Regions from separate parts of the Homo sapiens genome. Here region 2 is linked to region 1. Evidence: chromatin loops called from intact Hi-C (ENCODE). Cell type or tissue: breast epithelium. All regions are shown on one strand.

Region 1 (5,000 bases):
GTGTGCATGGGAATTACTCATTGATATTTCTGTCCTACTAGAACATAAGTTCCTGGAGGGCAGCATCTATGTGCCAAGGGCATGATGGGCCCTCGATAAATATTTATTACATTAACAAGAGTATATATGAAGAAATGAAGGAATGGAAGGGCATCATGGAGGGAACAAAGCTAACTAACCTTCTTGTAGTCTGTAAATGTGCACCTGCTATCAGGAGGCCCCAGCCTGTCTTTCAGACTCACTCTCTGAAAAGTGCGGACACTGTTTCTCCCAATCTGTCCTCACAATCTTTCCAGGGCTGCCACTCCCTGAGTTTCCCAGGTCTCCTGGGTTCACAGTCATGATACTCCAAGCTGGCAGGAGGCTCACCCCTGGCAGGTGATGCTCCAGGCAGGTAGCCGAGTGCCCCAGAGGCTCTGGCAGTCACTGTCTGGCCTCAGTGCTCTTCTACAGTGAGGTGTGGCGCAGAGCTGAGCATCGCGCATTGCTGTATGCCCTGTTTCACAGTTACTGTGGCAACAGCCAGGCTTCAGCCTCGCCTAGGTTGTCCTGGGGAGGATGGGCCGCTGTTGGAGGCTACAGCAATCCTGTGAGCCACAGCCATCCTGGTCATTGTGCAGGTCCAGGCATCTCAAACCAGGGAGTAGACACAGACACTGGAGTCCTGCTGAGCCCCAGGCTGGCCAGGAGACAAAACAGGCGTGATCATTCACAAAACCCAGGAGCCCTAGGAGATGCCGCCTCCCTGTGTCCATCTGAGCACCCAGGCCCTGCAGCAGAGGACCTCCTCCGGTTGGCACGAAGGCGCTTCACAGCTTCCTCTGCAGCCACGCCTTACCCCATCCCACCCTACCCCATGCCCCAGCCAAATAAAACTATTACAGTTTTATTATACCAATTGTCAGTTTCCTCCTCCGAATTTTCTCATGCTGTTCCTCATCCTTTTCGCTGGAAATGTTCACTTATCCTCCAAGGCCTAGCTCATGCTTACCTTCTCTATCAGCAACATTGACCCCCAACACCCCCCCCCACCACCACCACCACTGACCCCAGCCCCACCCACCCAAGAAGACTCTCCCACTCCCCATTCTAGGCTCCTACAGAGGGTGATAAATCCCACTCCCCTGCCAGACTGTGTCTCTCATCTGATTATCAGCCCAGCACCTAAGGCAGTGAATGGGTACCTTGATCATGGTACCCTCAAGAACCCATGATCCAGAGAGGCTGTATTGGCTTTAACCTGGGTGTCAAACTAAGGAGTCAAGAGCAAACAGCCCCACATATGAACCTGGATTTGGGCATGGCTGATTATCATGGGAGCACCCTTCCTCCCAACAAGCTCATCACTCAAGTCCTACTTTTGTTAGCTAAACATTCATTCATTCATTCATCTGAGAAATATTTAGTAAGCATGACACTACACAACACTGTGCTAAGCACTGAGAATGCAGAGTGCAGCAAGACATAGTCCCGGCTCTCTAGAAACTCCTAGGCTAGGAGGAGAGACAAAAGAGTAAGTAGACATGGCAAGGGAAGTGGAGAGGATGGTGGGAATCCACAGAAGAGGCCCCTGATTCCATGTAAGAGAGAAACTGGACATTTAGAGGCTTGAAGTTCAGCCTGGATGAAACTAGCAGAGCGGGGCGGCACCAGGACACTAAGCCATCTTCAGACCATGGCAGCAGAGCCCAGGCTTGACTCAGAAGCGGGGCTGTGTAACAATCCAGGCTTTTCTGCCAACTTACGACAAGACTTATTAGAGATTCCAGGCACAGTGGTATTGAGACACAGACCACTAATTTGCACCCCACCCTCTTTTTTTTTTTTTTTTTCGTATTAACTGGCATCTCTGCCTGACCTTCCCCAATCCTCTGACAGCCTGGGAGTTTGCCTGGCTAGCAGCCATCCAGATTTCTTTTTTTCTCCAAGCCCTGGCCAAGACCCAGGATACATGGGAGAGGGGGAAGGGAACAGTTTGTGCTCATGCAAAGCTTGCTCTTGCATACAGCCCCTGGGCCGGGATGGAGCCGAGTTTCCTCTGAAGCGGGGCCCAGCCAGTAGAGCTGCCTCTGTCCTACCCCCTCGAGACACCCAAGCCGATTTGGTGCAGATGGCACCAGCAGATGCCAGTCCCTAGGAGGGTCCCTCCTCCCTAGCTAATGAGGGGAGCAGGTGAAGGGACCAGAGAATGTGATCAGGAGTGAGAAGTGAAACAAACACTAGATTAAGAGTTAGGAACCTGGGTTCTAGTCCCAGCTCTGCCACAAATAGGCTATATGACTTTGGGCAAGTCACTTCACCTCTCTGACCCTAGGTGTCCCTGTTGTCTGAGTCTGTGATTCTAGCTGTCAGAAGTGCAAATACTGCTTTAAAAGAAAGGAAAACTGGGTTTTCACTTCTGCTCTGTTGTTAACCTACTGTGTGATGTTGGGTAAATTCCTTCACCTCTCTGGGCTAAGATTAGCCATCTTTTAGAAGTCACATCGCACGCAACATGCAATTAAAACTGAGTTAATGTGAGGCCAGGGCCATGAATGACCCAGGAAGAAATCATGAGAATCTATGAAGAACCTTTCCCCACTTTTTCCCACTGTCCTTGCCCTGGGATTCTAGTCATGAGGAAGCTGCTGGTCCACCCACTGCATGTGCAGTCCTGCTCTGAGCTCCTGCCCTTCCTCCCGCACTAAAAAAATCTCTCTGCTTCGCCAGAATTCTCTGAGGCCATCTGTGGCTCTGATCCACCAGTCAGGTGAGCCGTGGGACCAGCCCTGGGGATTCTCAGCCTTCAGGGATCCTGGGCCTCATCACATGCAGATGTAGTCCTGCCTTTCCGGGGCAGGTGTGGCTGCACACTCCAGCGAAAGTGAAGCTGCATCTCTCTGCAGCCTTACAGCAAATGGGTAGCCACCACAGCTGCTGATAAACAGCTAGGGGAGCCATTGGCCAAATAACCCACTTTTCACACCTGGAAATAATGGGGGAAACACTCAATTAGGCATTCAGGTGTAGGTCTGGACTGGAGTGGAAGTCACAGCCTGCCCTCCAGGCTCCTAGAAATCACTGGTTTGAGGCTGTTGCAGGATGACAGGACCATGGGTTTTATGGGGGCTAGTTGGCATGGCTGAGGACAAGGGGCTGGCTGGTGACCATTCAGGCAGAAAGGAAGATGAGGAGTGGGGACAAGATGAATAAGCACTTTCTTTAGAGTCTGAGGCCCTGTGAGAGGAAGAAATCAATGGAAACCTTGGGAGGGACCCCAGAGAGAGTCCTGCTGAGAGAGGGTGTCGGCCAGATAAATTTGATGATGCAGCACTGAGTGGGGGCACAAAGTCCTATTTGAAGTATTGCAGGCAGGCTGGCACGTGCGTCCCACCTGTGCATCTCATGTCTGGCCATGTGGCCCCTGACATGCTGCTGGGCAGAACCAGGGGGAAGCAGCAGCCAGTTAAACCCTGGCACCCATGCAGGCAGCCTCTGATAGGCAAACAGCCTGGAAGCTGGGAGCCTCAATTAGCCTCTTGGAGAGAGGGGAGAGTATTACTTGATTTTCTTTGCCGCCCAGAAAAAGCAAGAAGTCCAGATGCAAGTGCAATCCATGACCACTTGCTCTAGAAGGAATGACCAGGATCCCCATGGCCGGGAAACAAATGATGAAGCCAGTTAGCAGCCTGATTCCAAATTAGAGTTTCTCCCATTATACCTATGCCTGTACACATGTTCAAGACACAGAAAGCTTTCACTGTTTGGGGGTATTTTGTTTTCTCACAAAATATGGGCAACTGGTATCCCAAGAGCTGCCATAGTTTGGTGAGATATAAATTTCTGGTCCTTTAAGCCTCACTGGAGATAGACAGTGATGTTGCCTGGGGACTTCCTGGGACACACAGCTGAACAAAAGTAGGGGTAAGGCAAATGTACCCTAGAGATGAGGAGCTGTGGTCAAAGTGATCACATCAAGAGAAAGCCTTCAGCCAGCCCCCTGGGATATCCCCACAATGGATGGGCAGAAAGGACTCTGGAGACTCAGTACAGATACTGAAGAGTATGCCATGCTTTGAAAATTGGGGAGTTCATAAAGGGAATGGGGAGAGCTGCAGGTTCCCTAGGTATCTATGGAAGTTTCGGAAAGAGATGAAGAATAGCCAACACATATGTAGCACTCATATAAATTAACTCTAATTTTCACAACAGCACTGTAAGATAAGCACTATTTTTATCCACACTTGATAGATAAGGAAGCTAAGCCACAGAGAGGTTAAGTAGCATGTCCAAGGTCGAACAACTGATTAGTGGCAGGGCTGGACTTGGGTTTTGGGTTTTTTATTTTTTTTGTTTGTTTTTGAGACAGTCAACCCCTATCACCAAGTATGGAGTGCAGTGGCACAATCTCAGTTTGCTACAACCTCCGCCTCCCAGGTTCAAGCAATTCTCATGCCTCAGCCTCCTGAGTAGCTGGGATTACAGGTGTGTGCAACCATGGCCGACTAATTTTTTGTATTTTTGGTAGAGGACGGGGCTTCACCATGAGATGAGGCTGGTTTCAAACTCTTGGCCTCAAGTGATCCACCTGCCTCAGTCTCCCAGTGTGCTGGGATTACAGGTGTGAGCCACCGCGCCTGGCCAGCAGGGCCAGACTTTGAACCTCAGGAGGCTTCTCCCAAAGCCTGTGCACTCTTAACCACGGTGCAGTGCACCCTCTCCAGAGTGAAGCAGGATGCTCGTTTCTTTAGGGAAAGACCCTGCCTTGGTGTGGGAAATAGAGCCTCCAGGGGCGGCCCTGCCCCACACCTGCCTGGGGCCTAGGGAAATCCTGCCCCAAGATCCAGACCCAGACACCTGCCACTCTGACAGCTGGCACAGGGATGGGGGCTGGGGACATCACACCACCCGCATTCTCTGCAGGGATACCCAGCCATCCATTTTAGGCTAAAAGCCTTCTCCGCATCTCAGCCTTCCCCAAAATTTTACAAATACTAGAAGATAAAAGCGCAGGAACCAGC
Region 2 (5,000 bases), 940 kb after region 1:
CCCACTGAGCCAGAACTTCGCTCCCTGGCTTCAGCACCCCTTTCCAGGGGAGTGAACGGTTCTGTCTTGCTGGTGTTCCAAGCATCCCTGGGGTTTGGAAATAAAAACTGCAGCTAGCTCAGTGTCTGCCCAAATGGTTGCCCAGTTTTGTGCTTGAAATCCAGGGCCCTGGTGGTGTAGGCACTGGAGGGAATCTCCTGGTCTGTGGGTTGCAAAGACTGTGAGAAAAGTTCAGTATCTAGTCCGGAGTGCACTGTTCCTCACGGCACGGCACAGTCCCTCACAGTCCCTCACAGTCCCTCACAGTCCCTCACAGCTTCTGTTGGGTAGGGGGAGAGAATTCCTTGTGCTTCCTGGGTGAGGCAACATCCCATCTTGCTTTGGCTCGCCCTTGGTGGGCTGCACCCACTGTCCAACCAGTCCCAGTGAGATGAACCGGGTACCTCAGTTGGAAATGCAGAAATCCCCCTTCTTCTGCGTCGATCTCACTGGGAGCTGCAAACCGGAGCTGTTCCTATTCGGCCATCTTGCCAGCAATCTGTGGGTGACTTTTCTGTGAGAGGTTTTTTTTTTTTTAAATAATAGTTTATAAGTTATAGTTTGCAAAATATATCATTTAAATGATGCAACAGGCCTATGACGTAGTTAGGGCAGGTACTATGTGATTACTGTTACAATTATTATATTTAGATCATTAAATTTAAGTGCGATCAGATATAAAACATTTACTTATAAAATGCAAAGTCAAGGCACAGGTTGGCAAAAGCAAGAATCCATTAAAAGAAAAATGATTAGCATCCGCTTAGCTTTCCTACATATTAATGAAGAAAAGAAATGACATAATAAAGAACTGAGCAAATAATTTGCAATTCACAGACAAGTCCCTGTCCGTGGAAAAATTGGCATTTATCTGATGGAGATTAAGTATCTAGAATATGTAAAGAATCTCTATAAATCAATAAAACAAGCTAATAGAGTAATAGGCAAAATTATGAACAGTTTGCATAAGGGGAATCCAATGCTAAGAAATATATGAAAAACTACTTATATTCTGGTTAATCAGGTATTATCTTCTTTCTTTTTTCTTTTTTTTTTTTTTTTTTTTTTTGAGATGGAGTCTCGCTGTCGCCCAGGCTGGAGTGCAGTGGCGCAATCTCGGCTCACTGCAGGCTCCGCCCCCTGGGGTTCATGCCATTCTCCTGCCTCAGCCTCCCCAGTAGCTGGGACTACAGGCGCCCGCCACCTCGCCCGGCTAATTTTTTGTATTTTTAGTAGAGACGGGGTTTCACCGTGTTAGCCAGGATGGTCTCTATCTCCTGACCTTGTGATCCGCCCGCCTCGGCCTCCCAAAGTGAGGTATTATCTTTACAATCACTTTACAGATACGGAAGCTGAATGCAGGAAGGTTGAGTGGTTGGTCCAGGTTCAACCAAGATGATAATTGTTGGAGCCTGGCCTCATGCTGTTCCCAGTCTAAATATGTAGGGCATGTATTTTGCAAGCCTTTCTCTTATTCTCCTCAGTCACAGTATTTTGTAATGCACAGAGAAACTAATGTCTAATTTAGATGTAGTAGTTCAACTATAACTTAGGTAGAAGGATGGGAGAAGTGTGGAGAAAAGCCAATAATTGTAGTAAAATGTTGGTTTAAGCTTTTGGACTCCCAGTATGTCTTTTCATTTGGCAAACTGCCTTTGGAACATTTTGACTGAGTAGTTACTCCCAGGGAACACAGGCATTTCATTTGTGGCCTCTTTATTCATTTTATTCATGCTTCTGCTGGGATTTCGTGAATATGACTATAATGAAACTGGACTTCTTAGTTCTTTTCTTTTGGGTACAAGCATAGGTTAAGCAGTAAAAACCTAAAGAGAACACAAATTAAATGATTTTTATGCTGCTATTTTCTTGATGTGCATTTTATTCCATAAAGTGTTGCTCTGAGACTTTATATATATCTTAAGAATTTGGAGGCCGGGCACAGTGGCTCATGCCTGTAATCCCAGCACTTTGAGAGGCCAAGGTGGGCAGATCACGAGGTCAGGAGATCGAGACCATCCTGGCCAACATGGTGACCAAAATACAAAAATTAGCTGGGCATGGTGGTGCGTGCCTGTAATTCCAGCTACTCAGGAGGCTGAGGCAGGAGAATCTCTTGAACTTGGGAGGCAGAGGTTGCAGTGAGGTGAGATCTTGTATCTACCAATTTTGTTGCATTATTTTCAAAATTCTAATAGAATATTTGAAAAAATATATTTGTATATTTTCCTGGATTTTGTATGTAAACAGTCAGTGTCTGCAGTTAAGGCAGTGTTGTCTCCTTTTTGTAAAGATTCAACAGTTATTTGCCCTCTTTTTGTTTATTTGTTTTTAATTTTTGCATAGCTGGGAACCTATCATATAACTTGAATGGTAGAGGCAATAGTGTGAGTCTTGCCCTTAATGGAAATGGTTCTAAAATGTCATCAAGTATGATATTTCCTTTTCATTTTTGACTGGTTATTTACCCTTCTGGGTGGGAAGTTATAGATTATATTTTTGTTCTTTTAGATTTTAACCTTAATTTTTAGCACCTACTTTGCTACAGAGCTATTTTAAAGTTATCAAATGTCTATTTTTCTTTAATATTTCAAGTGCAGTACACATTCCAAGGTATGATTATTATTCTTGCCTATAGCAATTATCAGGCGTTGGCCAAATCATGATTTTCTTTTTCTGTCATTCTTTTTTCATTTACTAATAGAATTCTACTGTGATGAAGAGCTGTGTCTTCTTCATGTATTTCTATATTCATTAATTGTTTAAATCAGTAAAAATTTATGGATATTTACTTTGTTCTATGACTTGTAATCAGGTACTGTCATTATTTATCTTATTGCTCAAATTGTCCCAAATTTGGCCACTGGTAGCTCCTTCAGGTTGGTTCCTAGGTTGTTTTAACATGTCCCCATCCATTGTTGAAAACTTCCTTACATTCTGGTACCACAAGACATTTCAGACTCATCTTGTACTTCCCCTCCCTTTGCCTTGGAATTAACCATTTCTCTAAGGAGATCTGGTTTTTTTTTTATTGGAGAGTGATATTTTGAAACCTAGATTTGTATTCTAGTTGAACACATTGCTGCTGGTGTAATGTTGCTGTAGTCCCTCTTAGCTGACAGAGCTAGGAGATATGTATGTGCATGCTTATGTATATTACATGTGTATATGTGTGTACACCATACACATGTATAGACAGAAACATATACATCTATATGTATCTATTTCTGTATGTATTTCTACATAGATCTGTATCTATTTATTTCTGTATCTGTTTATTTCTAACCATGTGTATATATGAGTAAAACATGAGTTCAACTCCAAATCCATGTCAACCACTGCAGTTCAGCTGAGCCTTCTTTCCTTATTTCTAGCTCTTTTCAATAGTGAGAAACCTGGTTCTTGTAACAAGCAACTCATTTTTGTAATCCCAGTATATACATGAAATCATTTTACAATTGCTAACCAATGAAAAACAATTCACGGCAGTGAAAAACAAATCTATAAACTTGAGTACAATGTTTGTGTGCAGTTCAATTTGCATATTAGAAGGCTTATAATATTTAGTCAAAATAGTCAAAATCCAGTTACTTAGGTTAGTTCTTTTCGACCCCAACCCACTCACTTATGGTTATGTTATTTATTTGCAATACTTTTAGGTTCATTTGTTACTGTTTTTATTTCATTTGAGTTCTCCTAGATCTCAGTTGATTTTAATTATTTATTGTGGGGGTACATCGGAAGCATTATCATGTTGTAAGCATCTGAACTATAACACAAAGCACTCAGGCAATGTCACTTTTCCATCTCTATCTTTTATCCCATTCCCAGTTTCCTTCCTATTTTTTCCGTCTATCCCTATAGGTCATCAGTCACATTCATTTCTGCTTTATCCTTCCTGTAATTCTTTTTGCAAAAGCAAGGAGTTAAATATATCTTTTCTTAAATCCTTTCTCTCTTCCATGAAGGGTAAGGATACTATAGATACTCCTTTATACTTTGCTGTTTCACTCTACAATATATCCTGGAAATCATTCTGTATTAGTTCATGGAGATTCTGCTTATTCTTCAATGTTCTTTTTATATCTGCATAGTACTCTGTTGGGTTGATTTATCATAGGTCAACCACTCTCTGTTGTTGCTCTTTTTTATACTCTAAGTTCAGGGGTACATGTGCAGGTTTGTTACATAGGTAAATGTGTGTCATGGGGGTTTGTTGTATAGATTATTTCATCACTCAGGTATTGAGCCTAGTACCCACTAGTTATTTTTTCTGATTCTCTCCCTCCTCCCACCCTCCACCCTCCACTCTCCACCCTCCAATGGGCCCCAGTGTGCATTGTTCCCCTCTATATGTCCATGTGTTCTCATCATTTAGTTCCTACTCATTAGTTGAGAACATGTGTTGTTTGATTTTCTGTTCCTGCGTTAGTTTGCTATGGATAATGGCCTCCAGCTCCATCCATGTCCCTGCAAAAGGACATGATCTCGTTCTTTTTCGGTGATGTAGTATTCATGTTGTATATGTACTACATTTTCTTTATCTGGTCTGTCATCGTTGGGAATTTAGGTTGATTTCATGTCTTTGCTATTGTAACCACTCTCTTTTGTGTGAGTATTTAGATTGTTTTCAGTATTTTGCCATCAGGCAATGGTGGAATAAATAACATGCACGTGCATTTTCATGTTGTTGGAGGTGTATCGTTAAATTTCTAGAAGAGGGATAGCTCAATCAAAAGGTAAGCCCATATGTATGGGATCTTTTTGTTTATAGCTTAAAAATTTTTTTTAATGTTTTAAAAAACTCATAAAATTTACTGTGTCAACCATTTCTAAGTAGACAGTTCAGTGGTGTTAAGTATATTCACACTGTTGTGCAGCCAATCTCCAGAAATATCTCATCTTGCAAAGCTGGAACTGTGTGCCCATTAAACAACTCCTCTTTGTCCACCTCCACCAAC

What was found. Hi-C counts contacts between places; a loop is a spot of excess contacts. Peaks named below come from ENCODE experiments on the same cell type or tissue, not always from the same donor. Only the 100,000 strongest peaks of a DNase experiment are listed, where the experiment ranks them.
Region 2: it touches region 1 in a loop (20-fold over the local background); 1 of 110 quality-filtered maps calls a loop at or near these places.

The regions. Positions count from the first base shown.
Region 1 is chr7:132,392,170-132,397,169 of GRCh38, forward strand. The region is part of intron 3 of PLXNA4 (plexin A4); the gene reads right to left. Among named protein-coding and RNA genes, the nearest start is that of PLXNA4-AS1, 42 kb to the left of the region's middle. In breast epithelium, no CTCF peak of the experiment used is centred here; a DNase peak (open chromatin) is centred at 1,981; H3K27ac peaks cover 492 bases; H3K27me3 peaks cover 280 bases.
Region 2 is chr7:133,330,377-133,335,376 of GRCh38, forward strand. The region is part of intron 5 of EXOC4 (exocyst complex component 4); the gene reads left to right. Among named protein-coding and RNA genes, the nearest start is that of MIR6133, 42 kb to the left of the region's middle. In breast epithelium, no CTCF peak of the experiment used is centred here; no DNase peak of the experiment used is centred here.